Linked DNA regions of Mus musculus: all the other regions are linked to region 1. A link is a loop called in an ENCODE intact Hi-C map of the cell type or tissue named here. Cell type or tissue: gastrocnemius. All regions are shown on one strand. Region 1 holds the start of Kcnc1 (potassium voltage gated channel, Shaw-related subfamily, member 1). Region 2 overlaps Sergef (secretion regulating guanine nucleotide exchange factor). Region 3 overlaps Sergef (secretion regulating guanine nucleotide exchange factor).

Region 1 (8,000 bases):
TTTGAGAACCATATAGTTTTAGGTCTTGCATTTTGGAAGCTGATCCACTCTTTTTAAAAAACAAAACAAAACAAAACAAAACAAAACAAAACAAAACACTGCCTGCTTGGGACCGGGATCCCAATTTGCTTTGCTTCGTGTAGATTTCCAGTTGGTCCAGCTTCATTTCTTGAAAAGGCCATTTTTCCTGTAGGCTGTCCTGACACTCTTGCCAAAAAACAATTACCCATAATTCCATGGGTTTACTTCTGGCTGCCCAGTTCCTCTTCGTTGGTTTATGTACTAATCCTTACACTGGGACAGAACAATTTGGATACCAGAAACTTAGTAGTCAGTTTCAAAATCGGGAGGTCTGAGTCCTCCAGGTTCAAAATTCTTCAGAACTGGGTAGGGGGTTCTGTTTGCTTTCTTTTTGTTTTTATCCAGTGTCAAGCATAGTGGTATACAACTTCAGTGCCGGCTTCTTGGACGTGGAGCCCTGGATGGCACAGTGAGATGCTATCCCAAAGGGGAAGGGGAAGTACTGCTTTGTGTATTCTGGACTGTGCCTTTAAGTGGTGCCACCCACTTGTTGGGAAACTGTCACCTGGGTGGAGATTTAAAGCTGTTACTTGGTGCATATAAAAAGTTCCCCAGGGAGGAATAGGGAGGTTGTTCATTGTAAGTCCATCTAAAATTCAGGGCTGTGGTAACTGAATATGACTCCCCACAACTGCCAGTAAATGTGACCGCTGGGTTGTTCTTTGCTTGTTTGTTTGTTTGTCTGAATGTAACAGCTTCTGAGTAAATAGGACTGACTGGCATATTGCTAGACAAATAGTGAGTGTAAGGCTTTTAGAACTGTCAAGATGGCTCAGCAGGTAGAGGCTCTCACTGCCAAGCCTGAGGCCAGAGTTTAACCCTTAGGAGCTACATGGTAGATCATACAAGCTGTCCTCTGACCTCCATGTACATGCCATGATCTCTCTCTCTCCCTCTCTCATTTGTGTGTGTGCATGTGTGCTTACATGTGTGTATGTGCACAAATGCATGTATATGCATGTGTCTATGTGCATGTGTGTCTGTGTATGTCTGTGTCTGTGTGCATGTGTGTCTGTGTGTGTCTGTGTGTGTCTGTGTGTGCCTGTGTCTGTATGTGTCCATGTGCATACACATATGAGAGAGAGAGGGAGGGTTTTTAAGAAACAAAGCTTTGCCCTGGATTTACAAATGTTGGTGGCACCTATCAGCTTTCAAAAGATTTAAATCATCCTGATTTTTTCCTATGTAAATAAATATTCCCTTTAATCTCCAATTTTCTATTGTTTTGCCATTTTTAAAAGTGTAACTTTCAAAAAGTTTTGGCTTCAGGTCCACCCAATGACGCCTGGACCTGCCCCTCCACAACTGCTGTCCAGTCCACCTTCAAGCTGATAGACACCCAGCACTCACTAGTGTGCCACAAAGCACCCCACAGAGGACCTCAGCTGCACTGCAGAGGCCCCTGTCCTGTGCTGCTCACATCCTCCTCTGCACAGTGCTCTCCTGACCATCTTCATGTGGCATCCAGGGAGCAGAGGGAGTTCCATGTGAAGTCTATAATGATGGATGCTGTTGTCATGGGTGCAGTCGTGACAAAAACCAAGGCCATGGACCCAACTGCAGTTTCTCTCTCCTGCATGTTTACAACCCAAGAGAGCTCACGTAGAGAGACTTCATAAAGATCAGCTAGCCACTTCCCCTCTACCGTACCCAACAGACAGGATGAGGTCCTGGGTTGCCAGCAGTAGCATCAGAGTGCACACTCCCTTATATGGACCCCAGATTTCCTGTGCATGTGTCTATGCCCGGCCCTTTCTCTATTTCCTTGATTTCCTTGCTGACCCCACTCAGGGTTCAAGCAGTAAGTTGACCTCATCATCCCCGCTCAAAATCTCATCCTTAGAGGCAGCAAGAAGGGGAAGGGGATCCTTTCCCTCCCAAAGGCTAAGCTCAAGGAGGCCTGATCGCCTGTCCCCCAACCATGCTGGTGTTCTCTGGCTGTGGACCAGCAGGAATCTAGGAGAGAGAGAAGGAACTGGAGCTGGTCTAAAAGATGGGATGGGGTTAATCCTGAGAGAAGGGGGAAGCAGGGATAAACATAGAATACTAACTCATTAAAAACACAGAAGGCAGCAGTGGTCTCACATAGATGTGGAAGCACAGCCTGGAGAAGGGAGGTGACTGCTGTATGCAGCCAGTGAGCTGCAAAACAATGTTTGCAACCAAACCTGCCTAGGAATTTTTACGCCTCTAGGGACAGCTTGTGAAGACTGTCGACCATAGTGTCCAACCTGTGGCCCATGGGTAACAGGATAGATGTGAATGAGACACAACACAAACATCCTAAATTCACTTAAAATGTTCTAGGATTTGTGTGTGTGTGTGTGTGTGTGTGTGTGTGTGTGTGTGTGTGTGTACTGCATGGCTCTGGAGTAGGGATGTCACACAAAATAAAATCATGTATACTCCAGTAACCCGCAGCCTGTGATTAGACACAATATTACATGTGTAGCCCAATATAGATAATGCTTCATCTTATGTGATTGAGAGAAACCAAGACAGATTGATGGACATTCATGTTACATGTTTTTGATGGCCATGGCTAGGAACGTAGCTTCTAATGGCATCTAGTGAATAGAAAGAACCTGTTATCCTGCCTATTATAAGAGCACAGCATCACAGGTTCTCTGGTGCAGTGTCTTCAGTATAGAAGTTGAAAGGCCCTGGTCTTATCTCTCTCACACACACACATACACTCACGCATGCACGCGCGCGCGCGCGGACACACACACACACACACACACACACACACACACACACGCAGGGTTCTTCACCTTAGCTCTTTTCTGCTTTTCTCTGGAGCCTCTGTCTCACTGTAAGAAGCAGCAGCTGCAGGCAGCTCAGCCCAACACCATAGTCACCATCCAAGCTATAAACCAGTAGTCAAGGTCATCAATTACCCACAGTGTCACTTCTAGCCCCTGGGTTTGCTCCCTGTTGCCCACTAGAGGGAGTTCTGACTCGGGAAGAGGACACCTGCCAGCTCCAGGACCCATCATCCCAGCAGGTAGCCAGAAGCTGTTCAGCTGGCCAGTGTAGGTTAGATTCCAGGCCCCGCCACAAGATGGCAGTCCAACCCACCAGGAACACAGAAGCTTCTGACCCTGGGAGAGCAACAGAAACCCTGTGCCAACCTGGACAAAAGCCTGAGGGGCTGGACTTGGGCCAGTTCCTGATCCCAGCAGGTGTGCAAGTGCCAGGTGTGACAACATAGGCACAGCTTGCCTTCAGGTACCCCTCACATTTTTCTACTTCCCATCCAGCCCAGTTCTTCCTTTGAGCGGAGCTATTCCCACACGGGGTGGGGGGTCAGGGGTAGTGTCTTTCCACATCCCAGCACTTCTACTTCTTCAGCTTGAACCAGAAACATCCCAGAGAGCATAGGAGTTAAGGATGCAGAGACAAGAGCTAATCCCATCTAGTGATAAGTCTCTGAAGCACGGGGGAGTTGAGTAGCTTTCTTGAGGTCACAGTTAGTCAGAGATGGGACACTAGAGACTAGAACCCAGGCAGTCTATTCTAGTTCTTGCTCAGAACCCTGAGACATGACGGATCATCCTCAACCAGCCACAGCTACCACAGATAATTTTGTGGGGGGGGGGGGGACGGGGACTGTAAGCCTTCCCTTGTGAAGGGGCAGGCAGCTATACTGTGGATGGCTGAAAGGCAGGAAGGGGTGAGGTTTTAGCATTTCTGCGGAAGAGGCTGGGCTTGATCAGCAATCCCCACCCCCGCCCCCTTGCAACCTCGATTCTCTGTTCCTTGTTTTATTTTTTTCCCCCTGTGCTTTCATCTTGGTTTTTCTGGGCTTTCTGTGAATGTCAGCCTTCTCTTGGTGTGAAGGGGAGGTGAGAGAAGGGACGGTTTATGCCCTGCTTGGGGTACAGAAGAGGGAGCGCTCCTTGAAGCCTAGGACCAGGGGGTGTCATCAGAGATCAAAGTGGGACTCTGAAAGTGGGGCACTTCGGGGAGGGTTCCCCCATCTGAGCCCAGCCTGCTTAGCTCTCGGACTGTGCTGTGACCCCTTTCCCATGCTCTCTCCCTCCAGCCCTGGCACAGCCATGTTTTTCTGGCACATCCTCCAGAGTTAGAGTCTTCGGTACCCAACTTTCTCCACCGGAAGATTTTTCTCTGTCCCTCCAAGACCTGATCTTTTCTCCGTCTGCTTTCTCCCATGCCCAGGTCCCACCATAGTGCCCACTGCTCCTCACCATGGAGTAGAGTCTGACTGGAGCTTAGTGCCTACCTCTCAGAGGTTCTTGGTAAGTCCTCACTCAAGACTCAGTCTCAGTTAAAGAGTCTAGACATCTGGAGCCTCTAAAGCCAGGACTCTAGGGTCCCAGCCGGTTTCCTTTTGCGAATCACTTCGACTTCAGTGAGGGGCTTCCCTGTCTAGGGCTCTGTGGAAAGAAGCTCTGGAGGCACACGCAGTCCTTTGATAAAGAGAGCTGAACTAGAGAGACATTTGGAGAGCCAAGCTCTGCTCCTATGTGGCTTTGCAGACAGGGAAGAGGGGGCAGCCTGAGCCCCTGTGGCTGGCTCCTCAGGTTTCCTGAGGAAGAGTCTAGGGAAGCCCCTTTGTCGGTCTGCCTCTTGACCGTTCACAGCTGAGATTGTACATGTCCTTGTCTCTGCATGCCTCTTTTTAAAAAAAATCTCACTTCCGGGGTCTCTATTAATCTTAGGATTGGGCTGAGCATCCTGAAAGCCACTGTCCTAGGGATCTGAATCAGGGCCAGGCTGGAGGTGCATCACTCTGGACCAGGAGATGGGACAGACTCTGGCCAGAGAGAGAAGGGCACTGAAAGCCATCTATCCTGCCTCACTCTGAGACCAAAGGGAATGGCTGTCTGGAGGAACGCTGTGATTAGTTTCTGGAGGGAAGAGGTCTCCTCAGACTTTTCTCCTCTTTGTCTGTCCATCTCTGCCCCTTTCTGATAACTCTGCCTCTCTGCCTCCCGCCTCTCACCCCCTCTCTACCTCCCCGCACTTTCCCCCTGTGACATGAAGATCTGTTTTAATTAGTGCTGTGATTCCCACGATCAGGTGGGGAGATAGGTCACAGGTTTGTCCCTAGGCTCGCAACAGTGCCTGGGGGTCAGTATAGACAGACAGCTATCTGCACTGTTAGCCAACAGGTAAGAGTCTCTCGCTTCTTAATTAAATCCCCTGTGCCGGGGCAGCCTGTTCGATTGTAGTGGACAGGAATCAATAAGCATCTTTCATAGCCCAGTGGCCTCTGGAGCTGGGCCTGACCTTCCAGTCCCTCTCAATCCCACCTGCTCACTTCTTTAAAAAGCTGGGAGTCCCTGGAGGTTGAGAGCTGGGTCTGACTTGTCCCGTGTGATTTTTGTACTTGGTAGAGAATCTGGAGCAAGTACGGAATGAGAGCTAATGACTGTTGATTAAATAAACCTAGGGGTGAGTGGCAAGCGTGGGCCAGAAGGACTTTGAAGTTAGAAATACGATCTCTGTCCCCAGCATTAACTTCCAGTATGTAGGGACCACAGCCCTGGACATGCATGGCTCACCACCCAGAGTGCCTGAAGGGGAGCGAGGCCGCCAGTATTCAAGGGGCTGAGCAGTCTTTGTGCATGTTTTCATAAGGTAGTTCAGTTTTCTGGGTAAACTGAGGTCTGTCTGTCATGGTTGTGACTAAGCCACCCTAGAATCAGGAAGGGTTCAAGGCCTGAAAGGGGCCAAAGGGATCAAGAGGGGCTCGGGATTGATCATTAATGGTGAGTTAGGACAGAGGGATGGTGAAAAAGGTATTATTTTACAGTCCCTGTAAGAAGTTATCTCTGAAAGAATCATTGGGCCTTCAGGCTTCCCCGGGAAGGGTCGGTATTAAAAGATTCCTTAAGAGGTCAGTCTCGTCCTGGTCAAGGAATGGCTTGTCTGCTCAGGGTATCAGATGGCTCCTGGGTTAGAAGAGGAGCTGGCCGCCGCCCTTCTCACCTCGGTGTGACGGGGGCGCGGGCCCAGACGTCGCTGGGAGCCTCCGCCCAACAAGTGGAGCTCCCCTAGGGCGGAGCGTCGGCGGGTCCCCACCGAGCAAGAGGCAACGAAGGGCGGGCGCCCCCAGCGCCAGGGTTGAGGGAGGCGGGGTTCGGTGCCGGCCTCGGAGGGGGGCGCAGAATCAGGGCTTTTTAGGACCCAGCGCGGCGCCTCCCTCCGGGGGCGAGTGCGGCTGCGCGCGCCGTGTGCCCGTGTCCGGAGAGCCGCGGGCTGGACGCGGACCGCGCGAACGAGCAAGCGAGCAGGCAGCGGAGCAGCAGCCCGGAGGCAGCAGCGGCGCGGCGGCGGCGGTGGCGGCGGTGGCCGCTCCGCGCCTCGCCTCCCTGGCCTCGCCAGTCTCGCTGCGCCGCGCCCGGACCTGCCACCCCCGCCTACCGGGCCCGACCTCGGCAGCGCCCCTCGCCTCGGCTGCCAGCGCCACCCGCCCTCCTAGAGCAGAGAGCGGAGTGCGGGGCGCAGAGACACCGGAGCCAGTGCCCGCCGGCCCCGCCAAGCAAACCCGGCCGGGAGAACCTTCGCTCGGCCCAGCGCAGCTCCGCAGCCGTCCGGGAGCTGTCCCTTCAGCACCGCCGCGGAAGCCTGAGTCCCAACGCAGCCCAGCGGAACCCCTGACCCAGCCCGAGCGCACAAGGTGCTGCGCTCAGCGGCCGCCCCGCGGGGCAGCACCCTGGTGCCCCTACCCAGGGGACCCGCCATCCCCTCCGGGAGGCGGGGAGAAGGAACGAGGAGGGAGGTCAGGCAGCTTCACCCGCCACCGAGGGGAGTAGGCAGATAGGCAAGGAGAGCCGAAGGGGACCGGTCACGCAGGGAGGAGAGCAAGCCGCATCCGTCCCCACCGCACCGGGAGCGCGCTGCAGCGACCACCGCAGAGCCAAGCGCGGATTTCTCGTAACCCCCTCTTTCCCAGCTGGGGCTGGTCTATCGGTCCGGCCCCCGAAACGGAGCAGCTGACCTTCCCCTAAAAAGCTTTGTGTCGGTTTCTCCATTTTCCCGCTGAGATGATACCGGGAGCCCGGCCCCCCCATCCTCTCTCCCCTCCTCCCGGGCCTCGCCGCTGAGCGCCGCCCCACTCCCTTCCTCCCTCCCTCTTTACCTCCCTCCTCTCTTCCACTGCCTCCTCCGCAGCCAGGCCAGCTCCCTCTCACACTAGGCGCCTTAAAGACCCTAGGGAGCCCGTGCACACACCCCTGGACCCGCACCTGCCTGACAGCTCCCCCTGAGGGAGCTTGGCTCGTTGGTTGGGGTGGGTGGCCAGAGCCGCGGTCCTCTGTGCCCCCCGACGGCTGGGGGGAGGGGGGAAGAGGCCCTGCGCCCCCCTCCCCGTCGCCAACTCCCCCTGGCGGCAGCTCCCATGGGTGTCGCTGGGCCGCGCCATGCCTAAGGGGGCGCCGCGATGGGCCAAGGGGACGAGAGCGAGCGCATCGTGATCAACGTGGGCGGCACGCGCCACCAGACGTACCGCTCGACGCTGCGCACGCTGCCCGGCACGCGGCTTGCCTGGCTGGCAGAGCCGGACGCCCACAGCCACTTCGACTATGACCCGCGTGCCGACGAGTTCTTCTTCGACCGCCACCCGGGCGTCTTCGCTCACATCCTGAACTATTACCGCACCGGCAAGCTTCACTGCCCGGCCGACGTGTGCGGGCCGCTCTACGAGGAGGAGCTGGCCTTCTGGGGCATCGACGAGACGGACGTGGAGCCCTGCTGCTGGATGACCTATCGCCAGCACCGAGACGCTGAGGAGGCGCTGGACAGCTTTGGCGGTGCGCCCTTGGACAACAGCGCCGACGACGCGGACGCCGACGGCCCCGGCGACTCGGGCGACGGCGAGGACGAGCTGGAGATGACCAAGAGATTGGCACTCAGTGACTCCCCAGATGGCCGGCCTGGCGGCTTCTGGC
Region 2 (8,000 bases), 140 kb after region 1:
GGACAGGGGATGTCTACTATCCAGCTGGGGGGCAGGGGATGTCTACTATCCAGCTGACATCGCCTGCCCACAGGTGGTTGCCTCTCCTTCCTCACCCTGACAAGGCATGTCTATGTCACAATAGGTGCTTCCAAAAGTGGGTGCAAGATTGGTTAAAGCAGTGCCTCGGTGCCTTTTCCACTGTGTGCAAATGATAGAGCATATCTACAGCCTCAAACCCAGTGTGGCATCAGGGTCTGAAATGTATCCACTGGACAGCCTTGGGTTCATTGCTTACATTCTCTGGGTCTCAAGTGTTTTATTTGGTGACCACAATAACCATACCCCACACGCCAGAAAAAAAATCCAGGCAACTCCAAGAGGCATGTGAACTGTAAAATCCACAACTCAGCACTTCATCTAAAGCCACAAGTCAAGCGTGCCCTCTCCCACAGAAGCCAAGGCCGCACAGAAACAAAGACCCAGGCAAAGGAAGGAGTTTGGAAGAAGAGCAGAAACCCTGTCAGGCCCCAATCACAAGAAACGACAGCTAGAATATTAAAGCCGGCTGAGGACGGGAGGTAATTAATCTTCAAGGCAATAAAAATATTTAATTCATTCATCTAAGAGAAATGACAAGAGGGAAGATAGATCTGTGCTTTTCCCCTCCCTGTTCTGACAAGGCTGTTCTGGATGGATCGTAGAACATTTAATGAACATTTAACATAAGAGCCTGGGATATAAACAAGCAAGGAGAAGAGGAGCAGTCAGAGCAGCCAGCGGCAGCAGCAGCTCACACTCTAGAGTCAACACGAAGGACGAGCAGCTCGGAATTATGCAGGCGGCAGCAGAAGTGACAAGACAGGAACGGAACACGGGACACTCAAAGGCTGACATCACGGGATGTGCTCAGGGAACGGGTACACAAAGAAGGGCAAGTTACACATAAAATACCCAGGCTTGCTAACCCACAGCCAGCCTGGAAGGTCAACATGGCAGGCAGGAGGAAAGACACAGACACGGGGAGTACGGAGTCTCTAAGTCCTGGGGGTGTACTTAAGGGACAAGGTATACAGCCATTAGCAGTGGACACTGCAATCTTGCCCTCACTTTGGTCACGTAGACCTTGAAGACGCCATCATTTCTGTTCTGAGCCTAGAGAAGAAGACGGAGAGCCTGGCTGGGACCAGTGGGTTTCTATTCTGGGAGGTCCGCAGGAGCTGAGGTCGTAACAGAGCAGTGCAAGGAAGAGGAGATGGAAGGAAGGAGCTTGCCTTCAGCTAGCTCCGTGTTGGCTCAGAGAACCATTCACCTTCTTCCTCCCACAGAAGTAGGCTCTCCCAGAAGCAGAAAAACACTCCCAGAAGCAAACCAAGGAGGGTGGACCACAGCCTGACTGCGGCCAAATAGTTGATGACTGAGAACCACTTTTAAACTAGGTGTCTGTGACCAAAGAGGCTGTGTGCAGGCATGCCTAGTTCAGCAAAGACTCTCCAAAGGCCTCTGTGTGCGCTGCACTGTCGCCGGAGGCCTGCAGGTTGCTGCCCGCTATGTGACCTCATTCTTTTCTACCCTTTCCAACCAGGTCACATGACCTAGTGACAGTCCTGATGTAACCTCACAACTCGAGGATGCAGAAATGCTTGAGACTGTGCGGCCTACATGAAACGCGTCTCAGAGGCTAAGGAGCCTCTCTCCTTCCCTCTCCTCTAACAAGTACTCGTCCACGAAGGCCCCCTGACTGCCTGTGTATTGAGCCTTTACAAGGCCACAGAAACGGTTTGGGGGGCATCTAAAACCACCCTTTCTCATCAAACCTGCACCACAGCTCAACACAGCTTAGAAGACAATAGTGGGGCCTGCCGCTGTCTAGTCCCAAGGTCACGGGAGAGCCATCTTCACAGGCAGAAGGTCTCGGGACACTCCTGATGGGCTTTTTTTGTTCGTGTGCTCCACTTTGCTCCATCGAGAGACTACTTGACATCTGAATGGTCAATTACCTTCCACAACATATTGGCCTTGAAAGAGCCTATCAGGATGGTTCATTTGGTACATCTATCAGGAAATGGGCACACGGTCCTTCATTTCAGTGTCTCATTACTTAGTCCAAAGACACCATGCTGAACTAAAACTCTCCAAAGGATCTGTCAGGCAGACTGGCTTTATTCCACCCTCTGATTTCTCCTCCAAAGGGAAAGATGTGCTGTGCAGAGTGGAAGTGTTCTAACAAAGGTGGTCATTAAAGTGAATTTCAGTAAATTTAAGTAGAAATTATTGAAAACAATTTCTCAACAATACGAGCCCAGTGTTCTCTCAGAACTGCATACAAGCACAACAGTCCTGGTTCTTTCCACCAGGGGTTTTTCAGTTCTGAGAATCGGCCCTCACACTGAGATGAGGCCCATTGCTCACAAGTATTATTCAAGGAAACCCGATGGCTAAGGGAACCGTGCACACTGGCCTGAGGTACTGGACTGGGGCAGAGGAAGGATAGCATTATAGAAATGGGATTTGAGTGAGCCTGAGACCCTAGGTTAACTGAGCCTAGTGTTCCTTCCCTAACGTGTGGCTTATGGGTGAAGAACATCAGGTAAGCTCCTGACTTCACACACAGGACTAAAAAGCCAAAGGGGACTTGATGTTCTCCCAGCGAGCGGCATTAGAAACAAGGCATGATGTGGTTCTAACAGCACAGGGCAGGCCCACTTTTTCTGTCTATGCCTTAGCTTGCCTATCTCTACACCGAGCAGTGTGGATAGCAGATCCTTATGGTTCCAGGCAGCCTCCCATTCTGAGACAGACTCCAGTTCTATGCTACCACGGAGGCCACCGGCCTCCACAAGGCAGTCCTGAGATCTGCACGGCAAGCTCTGACCAGTTTTCCTCCATCTCTTCTTCTCTTGACCGAGTCCTCGATGCCTTCAAGAAGGTTCCCCTAGTCCCCTCTGGCGTAATCACTCACTTCTCTCTCTGGGAGCTCAGCACAAGAAGGTGACATAATTGGGGGAGAGGAGGGAGAGAGTTAAGGAAGGGGCAGGCGGAAACATGGGAATAGGAGGAACACTACCGGCCCCTCTGCTCATATTCCACTGTGTACCCCTATCAAACCCAGCTAGCCAGCTCATTACAGTACTAGTCCTGGGAATCCAAAAGCCTTGATGGTTTAGAAAGCCAGTGGCTAAGGATTCCAACTGAACCCTTCTCTGGCATTGTTTCTGAGCCAAAAGCCACCCCCATCCCAGGTTGTCAGGTATAACAGCTTTGTCCATCCACAGAGGAAGCAGAAGGCAAATTGGCCACAGGAGCAAGCACCTGCAGAGGGGGAGGGGAGCTGCAGCATTGAGCTGGTGGGGGCAGGGTGCTCGGCGCTGAGGCTCAGGCTGTGGGAGACAGTGCCATGCTGTGGCCACCTGCCGCCTCTGCGCTGCCTTCCGCAGCCTCTGCAGGTACCGAGCGAGCTCAAGTGAGGCCTGCTTCCTGACCCACTTTCCTCCCCATCTCTATTTAGCTGTTCACTGGTGATGCTCCTGGCATGCCAATCAGATACTGCAGCCGGCAGTGCAGCTTGTTACAACAAATCCACGGCTCCTAGTAAACTCAGTGGAAAAGTACTGCACCGAGCAGCCTAATTAAGCTGACGCAGTTTCCACGGCCACACAAGGAAAAGACAGGACCGAGGAAGGGGCTGGGGGTGGGGGGGGGGGCATGAGGTAGGGGCTGGTGAAGCCGACTGTGGTTGTAAGACACTTGAAGGAGGAGACTTTTCAGCCCAAGTTCTCTAGATCCAGAGCCCTGGAAGAGCCTCTGAATGTGCAGAGAAGGACTAGACTTCAGGTCTGCAGGCTGCACTGCCCTCCCTCACGCTGTGACCTTGGGCAAACTATTCCTATGGAGGGACGGGAGGGGGGGGGGGACGGGGGATGGGGGGGGGACGGGGGGGGGAGCACGACAGGGAATATCGAGCTTGACTGTTGTTAAAACAGACTGTGAGTCTTATTCTCCAGACTGTCAAACTGTCAAACTTATGACAAAAGAAAAAGAAAAACAGAAAAAAGAATCATGAACTGTCACTGGGCCCCATGAAAGAACAGAGCCAGAGACTTCCTTTCTGGTTCCCTTTTGGCTGCCCGCTTATTGTGACCTTGGGCAAACCACGTGAACTCTAGACATTTCGAAGCCTTCATCAGATGAAGAGGCTGGATGGACCCTGGTGGGTGGTGGTGGGGGCAACTCCAATGCCAGTGCTCCACTTGAGTCCATAAAAGGCTGAGGGCATCAGCCCTGTCCTCCCAGCACCACCTTGTATGGTTACCCACACCAGACCTTGTTTTCTCTGGGCAGGAAGGAGTAGCCCGTTCTTGCCCTTCTGTTGAAAAATTTAGTCTAGCAATGCAAAGCAGCAGTGTGTCTCTCCTTGCTTTTCTTTAGACAACTTGGCAACTCTGGCTGTGAGGTCACCTTGTCCCCAGTACCCCTGCTGCTGAGACAGGAGTGAGGATGAACTGCAGGGATGCTGAGAGGCACACGTGGAAGGGATACCACAGAACACTGAGCCTCTCTCCTCAGGACTGCGCAGGCCAGGGTGGTTGGGCATGCAGAACCAGCCAAGAAGCAAGTGTCAGGTGAAGGAAGAACATGGAGACAGGGAGGCAGAGACATGGCAGGGTGAGGCAGAACAGCTCTGGGTTTGACAGACCCATCAGAGGCTACATGAAGCCACTTCCTGCATGTCGGAATCCGTTATTTGATATCACTACCACAACCTTTGCTCAACTTGGTCTCGGTCACTGCCACAGTCCCTTCACCCCACCACCACTATTCTAGGCTGACTACTCCTCCGCTACAGCTCTCGCCAGCACACGATGCCCTGTCCCCATTAAAGTATCTCCTTGTACCTTACCTACAACTCCCCAACCACCACTGCCACCCACCCACCCACCCACTGAAGCAATTTCAACTCATCCCTTGGGCTCAACCCTGTCTGTTCCAGAAAGACACGTCTGCTCCCTGAATCTGGATTACACATACTCTCCTCCTGCTCTTGAATGAACATCTTCTATTTCTGCCATCATCATTTTTGCTGTAGTAAATGTTGAGAGTCCCTGATTCCTTGGACCTTCCAATGCTTAACTACCAGGCATCCATTTCAGGAGTGGTTGGTGATGGAGCTAGAGTTGGCTGGGTGTTACGGTCACTTGTGGCTCTTACAGAGAACCTGTATTTGGTTCCCAGCACTGAAACAATGGCTCACAAGCATCCCTAACTCCAGTCCCAGGATGTACATACATACATACATACATATATACATACATTCAGGCAAAATAGTCATACGCATAAAACAAGTAAATGTTTAAAAAATGAAAGGAAGGAAGGAAGGAAGGAAGGAAGGAAGGAAGGAAGAAATGGAGGGAGGGAGGGATGGAAGGAGGGAGGGAAGGAGGGAGGAGGAAGAGAGGAAGGAAGGAAGAAATGGAGGGAGGGATGGAAGGAGGGAGGAGGAAGAGAGGAAGGAAGGAAGAAATGGAGGGAGGGATGGAAGGAGGGAGGAGGAAGAGAGGAAGGAGAGCTGCTGAATGAGAGATGCAAACATCGCAGAGGACACAGCCCACTTGATAAGAGGCAGAGCTTCCTCCAGCAAAGAAGCAAGACAGATGGAAGCAGTAAGAAACACGGACAGACAAGGAGATCAAGCAAGGTCAGACCTGATACCAGGGATATGAGAGCAGAAAGCCATGGGTGCTCAGAGTGACAGGGGAGACACTACAACCAGCTTGGAAAGCCAGAGAACCTCGGAGTCAGAGAGGAGCAAAGTCCTGCTGGGATCTATGGAACTTTCTCAAAAATTAAAACAAGTATAGAAGCAGCAGACAAAATAATAAAAGGTTTAGCCTATAATCACAGATGAAGTCTGGAGCTAAAGCCAGAATGAAGCAAAGAAGAGCAAAGCCAGGCAGGATGAGCCTGGAAACGCTGTGTAGGAAGGGTCACCACCCACCAGAACTTGACCTTGAATGAGTTTTTTGTTCTTTGGAAACCTAAGACTGGTGAATGGGGAACCCAGCACTGCCTCAAGGACTCATCTAAAGGAACACGGGAGTCCTGCTGTGCCTTATGGAAAAGGAAACAATACAATAGGCCTCTACTGCTGTGAGTGCTGACCAGAGCCCTCAGTGTCCACTGCTCACCAGGGAATCTAGAGTCCCAAGTGAGTTGATGAAGAAATGAATTCTGAATGACACAAGGCACCCAGTGTGTTATACAAATCCCAGGGGAGGCACTTCAGAAAAGGGCAATGCTAACCCAAAGGAATGGCATGAGAGATGAACTTGCAAGCTGGTAGGGGCCAGCTGTGTGACACAGAATAATGTCACAGCCTTGGGTGACCCACAGTCTGGGTATGGATATTTTCTCCATGAGGTAGTTAAGGGATCTGTACCTTAAGAATTGGAGAAAAGACAGAGCCAGGTCTGTAAGTATGTGTGTATGTATGTGTGTATGTATGTATGTATGTATGTATGTATGTATGTATGTATGGGTAAGTAGGTGAGTGGATGGATGGATGGATGTCAGGAGCACCATTCAAATGTCTCAAGTTAGAAAAGGAACTATGTATCCAGAGGGATTGGAAATGGATGTCCAATGTCCCAGAAAGAGCTCCTAGGAAGAAGTTTACATTTGCTTTCTACAGGGGATGCAACACACAGCAAAGAGGAGAGCCAGAGTTAAGAGAGCTAGAGTCCACCCCTTGCAGCACCCCTGGCTATCCTAGGCTGAGCAGGCCAGCCAGACTCATGTCACTCCCTTTCCATGAGCCATACCCTCTCACTACTCATGGATAGTCAGACAAATCGTCAAATCGGTGTCTATCTGCCCAACTCTGCTTAAGGGACTCAGACAAGGTCTGGGTCCAAACTTGGGCATTAAAGGAGGCTTATGACTCCATCCTAAGTCAAAAGGGAAGGTGGGGTCAGAGGGACAGAACTGGGGCCATTCGCCACCCCAGATGCACTTAGAAATCACCACTCAGGGATAAATCCTCTAAGTTCTGGGATTTCATAATGAACTAACTGATGGGAAGCTGTCTTATTGCATGAAGCTTCCCTAATACTTTGACACCACTTACCATTCATCCGTTCATTCATTCACCCATTCATGATGAGAGCATCTACTGTATTGGCAAATACTTTGGCAAAGCAGAAGAAACCACATGAATGCATGTGCCCTCCCAGGATTCCATTATAAACAGGGAGGAGACAGTACGCCCAAACAACTTTGGGGAAAAAAAATCAACATAAATAAAATATCTGACTATGGATTACTGCCGGATACACCAATACAGACATTGATGTTGGGGATTTGGGAAGGTAGTCAGGAGCCTTGTGCTCTTGGATAAGCAGACAAGACTTCACATAGCTGATAAAACCCAGGCCGTGCTTTAACAATGAGAGTATATTTAGGTAAAAGTTAGGGAGGGTAAAGAGTACCTCACAGCATCCATCCACCCATCCATTTACCTTTGCATATCCATCCATCCACACATCCACTCACCTACTTACCCATCCATCCATAATATATACATGCATATATACATACATACATACATACATACATACATACATACATTCTTACCAACCCATCTGTCTACTCACCCACCTAACCATCAATCTACCCACAATATGTCCACTCACCCCTCCATCCACATACCTAACTATCCACCCACCCACCCATCTAACTACCCATCCATTCACTCACACATTCACCTACCTATCTATCCAACCATCTACAGATTTACCAACCCACCCAACCACCCATCCACCCACCCACTCATCCATCTATCTATCCACCTATCTCTAAAGCTATCCATATACCCACCCACCCTCTCTTCTACTTATTCATGTAGCTATCTATCCACCTATCTAGCTATCCATCCATCCATCCACCCATCAATAGCCTACTCACCCATCCATCCACCTACCCATCTACCCACCTACCCATCCACCCATCCACCCATCCATCCATCC
Region 3 (8,000 bases), 170 kb after region 1:
GTGGTTTATGGGTAGTAATTCAATCAGTGGCCACAACATAAAGGGTCATTAAGTTTTTAAATATATGAACAACCATGAAACAAAATGTGCTCATAGGAGACTGGTGTCTTGGGACTACCCCCGCGTGGGGATGCTGGGCTATAGAACATGGAGAAAGTGGGCTGAGCTCTGGTCTGCATACCCCTTCTCTCTGTCCTGAATCTGAATACCATGTGACCAGCCTGCTTCAAACTCCTGCCACTCTGACCCCTTCCATACCCTACACTGCCAACCATGATGGACAAGATGGAGCGCACCCTCAAACTGTGAGCAGAAATGAGCCTTCCCCACAAGTTCCTCTTGCTGGGGTGCTTTCTCACAGCAACGGGAAACAAGACACTGAGTTTTAACTACTAAACTTTCAATGCAACTATTTGATTCTGAAATGCCTGTTTTTCTGGGGCAAAAGTCAATGTCAAAGTCTAATTTTAGGAGCAAAAAGCAGTTTCCTTTCAGCACATTAGATGATGTTAAACACTAAGAAATACGATAATGCAGTGTCTGTATTGGAGAAGCAAGTTTTCTGTAGAGTTGGACCGTGGTTAAAGAAAGCCCACGCATGGTCTCACTCAGGTCTGGAGAGATGGCTCAGTAGTTAAGAGCACTGGCTGCTCTTCCAGAGGACCCTGGTTCAATTCTCAGCACCCACATGGAGCCTCACAACTCCAGTCCTAGGAGCATCTATGCCCCCTGCTGGCCTACTTGGGCACTGCACACAAGTGATGCCCAGACATAACATGCAGACAGAATATACATTTTAAAATTTTAATGAAAAAGTAATGTATAGCTGATTTAAAGTATACCGGATGGCACGTATTCAGCGTATACAAACACTACGTGTTACATATGGGATTTGAGGCTACATTTGACAAAGGAGACTTGAGCCTCTACAAAATCTGACCTTCCCAGAGGGTCCTGAAACCAATTGCCCTGGGAATACAAAGGGCAACTGTGCTCTTTTTTTTTTTTTTTTTTTTTTTTTTTAAAGACACTGTTTTCTGAATCCCAGCTTTTGAGCCAGGCAGGCAAGGGCCTGCTGGATCCTTAAACCTTAGATTCGAAATTTACCCCATCCTGGAAAGTTGAGTTTGAGTAATTCCAAATGTCATGACAGTTCTCATACGTCCAGACAGAACCAATCAGCTGGGGTGATCAGTTGTAGCCGTCAACAACATGTCTCGGCTCTTCCAGTAACAGTCACTTCAAGAACTTCTGTTGGAAATAGGACCACTAGGCTCCAACTTCTACAGCACAGCCCTAGGCACAAGGATCCGACAAAATGCAAGCAGCTTTGGGGCAGGCTGGGGGTAAGAAGCACCATGATGTTTCTCTGAGTGTTGAGAACCTTAAAGAAAATTATCAGCTGAGTCCCTGCCGCTGACATCCAGGAAGCCCCGTAAATCAAACGATCGAAGGACAATGTCATTTGAATGTTTCCTTAGCTGCTGTATTAATAAAAGATAATGTAATACATGGTAAATATGTATTTGAAAAAAAAACAACAAGAGCTTTCCGTCTCTCTTGATTATTATTGGATATTCGAATGCAAACAAGCCAAACCATCCCTCAAACAGTTCTGATCACAGAGCTGGGTAAATATTAGCTCAGCCTGCCTCCCAGCTGCTAACCCCGGGGTTCAATGTGACTGTGCGCTAACAAGGAAAGAAGCTGCAGTGTCATTCACCCTGTATCTTCACTCACTGACAACCCAGTGCTTCACATGGCTGTGAGCTCCCTAGTCACCTCAACAGGGTACAGTTCGGTGGGATGGAGCAGAGATGAGACTGAATAAAGAGCCACCTTGGAAAGGGGTCTTTCTCCCTGGCAATGCCACAGCAAACAGATGCTCAGGTCCCATGACACCTGTACTCATGGAAGAAAAACTAGACAGAAGCACACTGGGAGGGGCTAGCCAGACGGGTAGAGGGTAAACCACCACACCTGACCGCCTGACCGTCTGAGTTCATGGTACTGCCCCACAAGGCAGCAGTGGGAGAGAACCAACTCTCTAGCACCTCTAAACACATGCCACAGCACAGCCCCCTCCCAGACCCCCCAGTGTATACAGAATGACAAAAAATACAACTACAAGAATGGTTAAGTACACTGGGTAACCTTGATCAAATGAATCACTAATGAAATCTCACCAGGAAAAACTTAGCCTGACTCTTCTTTGGTATAACTAAGTAAAAAGCACCTAAAGAGATAACCGCTCACCTAGCATCCTGCACCCGATGCCACACTGTATCATCCCCAACAGTCGATATTTCCTTCAAAGTCCTACGTGACAGCCAGCAATAGCGGCAAAGGCCTTGAATCCCAGCACTCAGGAGAGGGAGGCAGGTGGATCTCGGTGAGTTCAGGACCATCCTGGTCCACATAGCAAATTCTAGGCAGGCCAGTAATACACAGAGAGACCCTGGTTTCAAACAAAAAACAAATTCATATGTGACTACAAACAGAATCCTACACAATGACAATGCACTGATTTTTTTATCTGTCTGTCTTCTTGTCTGTCTGTCTACCCATCTACTACACTGGGGATTAAAGCCTGAGTCTTGTTTGTGCCGAGCACAAGCTTCAACACTGGGTCATGGCTCCAGCCTTCCCTTAATCTAGGGAAATATTTGTGAAACTAGGTGCTATGAGTGAGCCCCACTGCTCTGAACTTGGGAACCAGTGGCTGGCATTCATTCTTACCCTCTACTCTACCTCTACTCTTTTTAAAAATATAATTTTTATTTTTATGTATACAGAGGTTTTGTATATATTTGTCTATTTTCATGTGCATGCCAGGTACCCAGGAAGGCCAGAAGAGGGCACTGGACTCCCTGGAACTGGAGTTACAGATGGTTGTGAGCTGCCATGTGGATGCTGGGAATTTATCCCAGGTGCTCTTAACCCTAGAGCCAGTTTTGCAGTTATATTTTATATTTTGAGGTTCTATACAAATTTTTATTTGAAAATAGAAAGAAAATGGCTCTAGTGTTGCCAAATACTTAAAAACTAAGAATAAATAGAATTATGAAATGTTGGAACCAGAAAGAATTTCGGCCCATGAATTTGTGAATGCTGAGAGGAGGCCATAAGAGAGGGAAGACTTGCCTAAGCCTTCACAGGAAACTAAATTCATTCAATACCAAATATTCTTCTGTGCCAGGCATTGGGTGGGAAGATGTATGAGAAGTCCTGGGAACTGGAGAGGTGTCTCAGTGATTAAAATCACTGCCTGCCCTTGCAGAAGACCCAAGTTCAGATCCCAGCACCCACAGAGCAGTCCATAATCACTTGTAACTCAGGCTCTAGGCAACCAACCCAACACCCTCTCCTGGACTCTGAGGGCACCAGGCACACATAGAATTATGTGGTGCACCTGCAGACATACAAACAAAACACCTACCCACCCACCCCAAAGAAAGTTAAACATAAATAAGTCTTTAAGAAATTCAGACATCACAATGCTCACAATTTAGAGGGACATAAATACTGAACACAGCAAGGGTGCTAGCAATAAAATAGAAGATGAGGGAGCAAGGGGTACAGACACCAGGGTCTGGGGGCTCAAGGACTGGAGGACTGAAAGTCACAGCCATGAGGTACTTACACCCCCAAACATGTGTATCTGCTACACTTCCCATGATCTGGCTCACTGATTCCCAAGATGAAGCAATGAAGCTGAGCATCTGTAATTTCCTAGGATTCCATTTTCTTTCAACGCCACAAAGAGTAAATTAGCACAATGCAACAGGATGTTAAAAGGACTGGGTAAAACTATGAAGCAGAACCAGAGAAACCTTTGAACAGGGATGTGATACAGAGACAAGAGTATGGAGATGCCCCGCCGGGTGACACTGGACAGCATTAGGTCCCCTGAGCCTCTGCTTTCTGAACCTGTAGAATAAGGAGCCAAGGCTGAGTGGTCTCTGAGGCTTCAGTGCCCATCGACTATGAGTGGTCATGTCCTCGTGTTATTTGACTCTGAGATAAAAAAACGAGACGGATTTGTGGCACCACTGGGCTCCTGGTGTTTGCAATGTCCTCACGTGCATTGTCCCCATCTGAGAGCAGATGATGGACTGGCATTCTTCTCGTGTCCTAATAAGGAAGACTGGGCCCTCAGTCAACGCAAGGTCGGTCACACTTCTTGCTCTGTACGATCTACTCTCTATCCTAGCTCTGGCCAAGGGAACCAGCAGGGAGATCGTAAAGGGCTTTTAAGAACCTGTGGCCTAAGTGAAGGGCCCTGGGGCTTAGCATGCTCACACACCCTCATCCGTACCAACAATGACTGAACCAGAATATCAACTTTAGAAGTTCTTGCTGTAATAAACCTATTCTCAAGCTTTTAAAAAGTCTGCATGCTTAGCCAGTGTGCTGGCACGGGCCTACAATTAGAGAAATAAGGAAGATTAAGAGACCAAGGTCATTCTCAGCTATGAACAGAGTTCCAGACCAGCCTAGGATACATGAGACCCTGTCTGGGAAAAGAAATAGAATTCCCATGGTACTGTATTCCTTATTACATAATACCTAGGAGCTGGAGAGATGGTTATTGAACCATGATGGTTAAGAGTGGCTGCCCTTCCAGAGGACTCAAGTTCATTTTTTTTTGTTGTTGTTGTTTTGTTTTTCGAGACAGGGTTTCTCTGTGTAGCCCTGGCTGTCCTGGAACTCACTCTGTAGACCAGGCTGGCCTCGAACTCAGAAATTCGTCTGCCTCTGCCTCCCGAGTGCTGGGATTAAAGGCGTGCGCCACCACTGCCCGACTAAGAATCTACATGATGGCTCAGTCTGTAATTCTACTCCCCAGGAATCTGATGCCCTCTGCTGACCTCTAAGAGCACTGCATGCACACACTGTACAGACATCCATAGACATCCATAGAAGCAAAACACCCCACACATAAAAAGTACAGTTGAGGGCTGGAAAGACGGCTCAGTGGTTAAGAGCATTGGCCAGTCCTACAGAGGACCAGGGTTCAGTTCCCAGCACACACGTGGCAGCTCACAACCATCTCTACCTCCAGTCCCAGGGCATTTAAAGCCCCTGTCTGGCCTCCAAGGGCCTATGTAGCACACAAACATACATTCGGGCAAAGAGAGAGAGAGAGAGAGAGAGAGAGAGAGAGAGAGAGAGAGAGAGAGAGAGAGAGAGAAAGGAGGGAGGGAGACAGCCAGCTATAAAATAAGTATACCTTTAAAAATAAATTTAAAATTACAGTGAAAAATAAAAATATAGCTTTGACCAAGCATTTCAGTATAGAACTGTCCAACTTCTAATAGCAAAACCTCGTAAACAACCTAAATTTCCAAAAATAACCACATAAATTGTGACATATCCAAACAGTAATGAGATTTTTTTTAATGTCAAATAACTATTTTAAAGGATAGCTAATACAAGTGAAACAAAACCAATATTGTTATAGATGGGAAAATCTAGATTATAAAATAACCGTCTCATGTTTTCAAAACTACCATAGAAAAGTGTGGAAAATATATTGGAATATTTTAAGCGGTTCTCTCTGGGGTGGTTAAAGTACATGCAATTCTACAATGAGCACATATTATTTTTAGAACAAGAAACTTAAAATTACTTTTTAAAAATAAATCCCTATCCTGCCTACCTCATAAAGTAATAATAAAAGCCAATAAAAGGATAAGCTTTTGTTTATACCCTAAAATGGAATCCCCAGGAGAGGGGAACCCAGCCCTGATGATCATGTGGTGTCTGGGTTAGCCTCCAGGAACTGGGGACTCTGGAGCCCTCTATTAAAATCTCTGCCCAAAGACATGTCCAAGGAAGGGCAGGGCTGGAGCCATCCTGCCTGGTATCATTCTGCCCAGTGACACACCTGACTGGAGTAAAGCAGCAGGTCGCAGCCAGGAAAGACATGGAGGGAAGCCTGAGTAGCCAAAGGCTGACTTGACCTCCACTGGTCCTCAGGCCCTAGGTATCAAAGGTCATTATGCCTGGGAAACATGATGTGTGGACCTCTGCCACAGTCTCGGGGCCAGGCGTGCATTTGTAGTGCTAAATCTGAGGATGTGTGAGGATCATAATTGGCCCATTGTTTTAAAGAACAATATTCCCTTCCAGGACAGCCAGGACCACGCAGTGAGACCAAAACCCACCCTGAAAGAATAATATGCTTAGGTGGGCTTGATCTTGATGTAAGCATATACATATCCCTACAGGCCCCTAAGATCAACACAGGTTTTAGCCAACCGAGGCTAGAACCCCAATGTAGCCACACGTGAATCCAAAGGGGCCCACAGGCCTCCTGTGTGTACCTTTACCAATGATTAAGCCATCAGTATCAGAAACAAGAGAAAATAGGAAGGCTACAGTGGGCAGTCATGAGTACTTGACAGTGAGCAGAAAAGGCAGGGCATCCTAAGAATGCATAAGGATGCTGGGTGACAGAGAACCAATGTTGTATAAAGACTAAAGTGCACACTTGCAATCCTAGCACCTGGGAGGCTGAGGCAAGAGGATCATAAACTTGAGGTTAGCTTGGGCTCTGCAGCATAATCCTGTCGAGGATAGAAAGGAAAGGGGGGGAGGGGAGAGGAGGGAAGGAAATAAGCAGGAACTGATACAATGTAAGAGCGTGAATAAAGTGACTGCCCATCACAAGAGAGTAGGGATACTTCATTGCGATCAGATGAGGCCTGAGAAATGCAAGAATAGTCACTAAAGTAAAAGTGCCAGCCTAAAAGCACACACATGTGCACATCACTAAAGGGACACAGCAGGATTAGTGGATGGGTGGGTGGGTGGATGGATGGGTGGATAGAAGGATGGATGGATGGATGGATGGATGGATGGATGAGTGGAAGAATGGATGGATGGGTGGAAGGAAGGATGGATGGATAGGAGGATGGATGGGTGGATAGATGGGTGGATGGGTGGATGTGTGGGTGGATGGATGGGTGGGTGGAAGGATGGATGGATGGATGGATAGATGGATGGATAGAAGGATAGATGGATAGATGGATAGATGGATGGATTGATGGATGGATGAGTGGGTGGATGAATGGATGGGTGGACAGATAGATGGGTGGATGGATACACATGTATGTATGTATGTATGTATGTATGTATGTATGTATATACATGTGTATGTATTTATATAAATAATTACAGAAGAACCCATGAACTTTAGGAGTAAGGAAGTAGGATGGAATGTGATGTAAATATAGCACTTGTGTAGAATTTTAAAAAAATAATAATAGTTAAAATAAGAGTGCCAGGCATGGTGGCACAGAGTTTTAATCCAAGCACTGAATAGCAGAGTCAGGAGGCCTCTGAGTTTGAGTCTACATAGCAAGTTCCAGACCAGTCAAGTTTACATAGTAAGAACCTTACAAAATAGAAAACAGAAAGAAAAGAAACCTCTGTTTCTTGCTGCTGCCTGGCTTTGCTGCAGCCTGTTCTCAGACAACTCAGACCTCTCTGGTGGCCACTCTACTATTGGGGAAGAGGGAGGGACGGGGTCTGTTATCACATATTTTTCTTACCATTCTGTCTTTTAAAATGATCAGAAAAGACAAAAGCGCAGGCGATAGAGCAGGGGCAGAAAGAAAGGAAACTCAAGGTAGAGGAGAGCGGTGAGCGGAAGGGGAGCAGCGCAGCGAGGACCCGGGCACCCTTTCCTCTTGGATGTGAGGAGTGAGCTCTGTTACCCCCGCCTCTAATGTCCCCACCCACCCATCCCCATATTCCCCCCAAGCCGCCAGCTTCGGAAACAACGAAGTGTCAGGTGAATCAGATCACCATGGGCAGAAGAACCCACCTCTCCCCAACTGCCCTCCTGGAACACTCTGACCTGCCTGCTGGGGCTTCTCAGCTGGGAGGGCTGCTAATGACAGGGAATTAATTTGGGTATTTCGATGCTGAGGTGCCACCTCGCTGCATGAAAACAGTGTGCTGCTGGCTTCCTCTGGATCATCCAGGTGTCC

The links. Peaks named below come from ENCODE experiments on the same cell type or tissue, not always from the same donor. Only the 100,000 strongest peaks of a DNase experiment are listed, where the experiment ranks them.
Region 2: it touches region 1 in a loop (7-fold over the local background); 12 of 42 quality-filtered maps call a loop at or near these places.
Region 3: a loop joins it to region 1, with 10 times the contacts of the local background. A loop is called at or near these places in 25 of 42 quality-filtered maps.

What each region holds. Positions count from the first base shown.
Region 1 is chr7:46,390,186-46,398,185 of GRCm38, forward strand. It overlaps Kcnc1 (potassium voltage gated channel, Shaw-related subfamily, member 1), which reads left to right and starts at 6,283. Exons shown (of 4, transcript NM_001112739.2): 1 at 6,283-8,000. The coding sequence starts at 7,493. In gastrocnemius, CTCF peaks have their summits at 5,930 and 7,446 (motif pointing left); DNase peaks (open chromatin) are centred at 3,190, 6,245, 6,927, 7,213 and 2 more places; H3K4me3 peaks cover 2,313 bases; H3K27ac peaks cover 2,477 bases.
Region 2 is chr7:46,532,186-46,540,185 of GRCm38, forward strand. All of the region lies in intron 9 of Sergef (secretion regulating guanine nucleotide exchange factor), which reads right to left. Among named protein-coding and RNA genes, the nearest start is that of Sergef, 100 kb to the right of the region's middle. In gastrocnemius, a CTCF peak has its summit at 3,392; a DNase peak (open chromatin) is centred at 3,356.
Region 3 is chr7:46,564,849-46,572,848 of GRCm38, forward strand. The region is part of intron 9 of Sergef (secretion regulating guanine nucleotide exchange factor); the gene reads right to left. Among named protein-coding and RNA genes, the nearest start is that of Sergef, 71 kb to the right of the region's middle. In gastrocnemius, CTCF peaks have their summits at 738 (motif pointing left) and 4,870 (motif pointing left); a DNase peak (open chromatin) is centred at 4,880.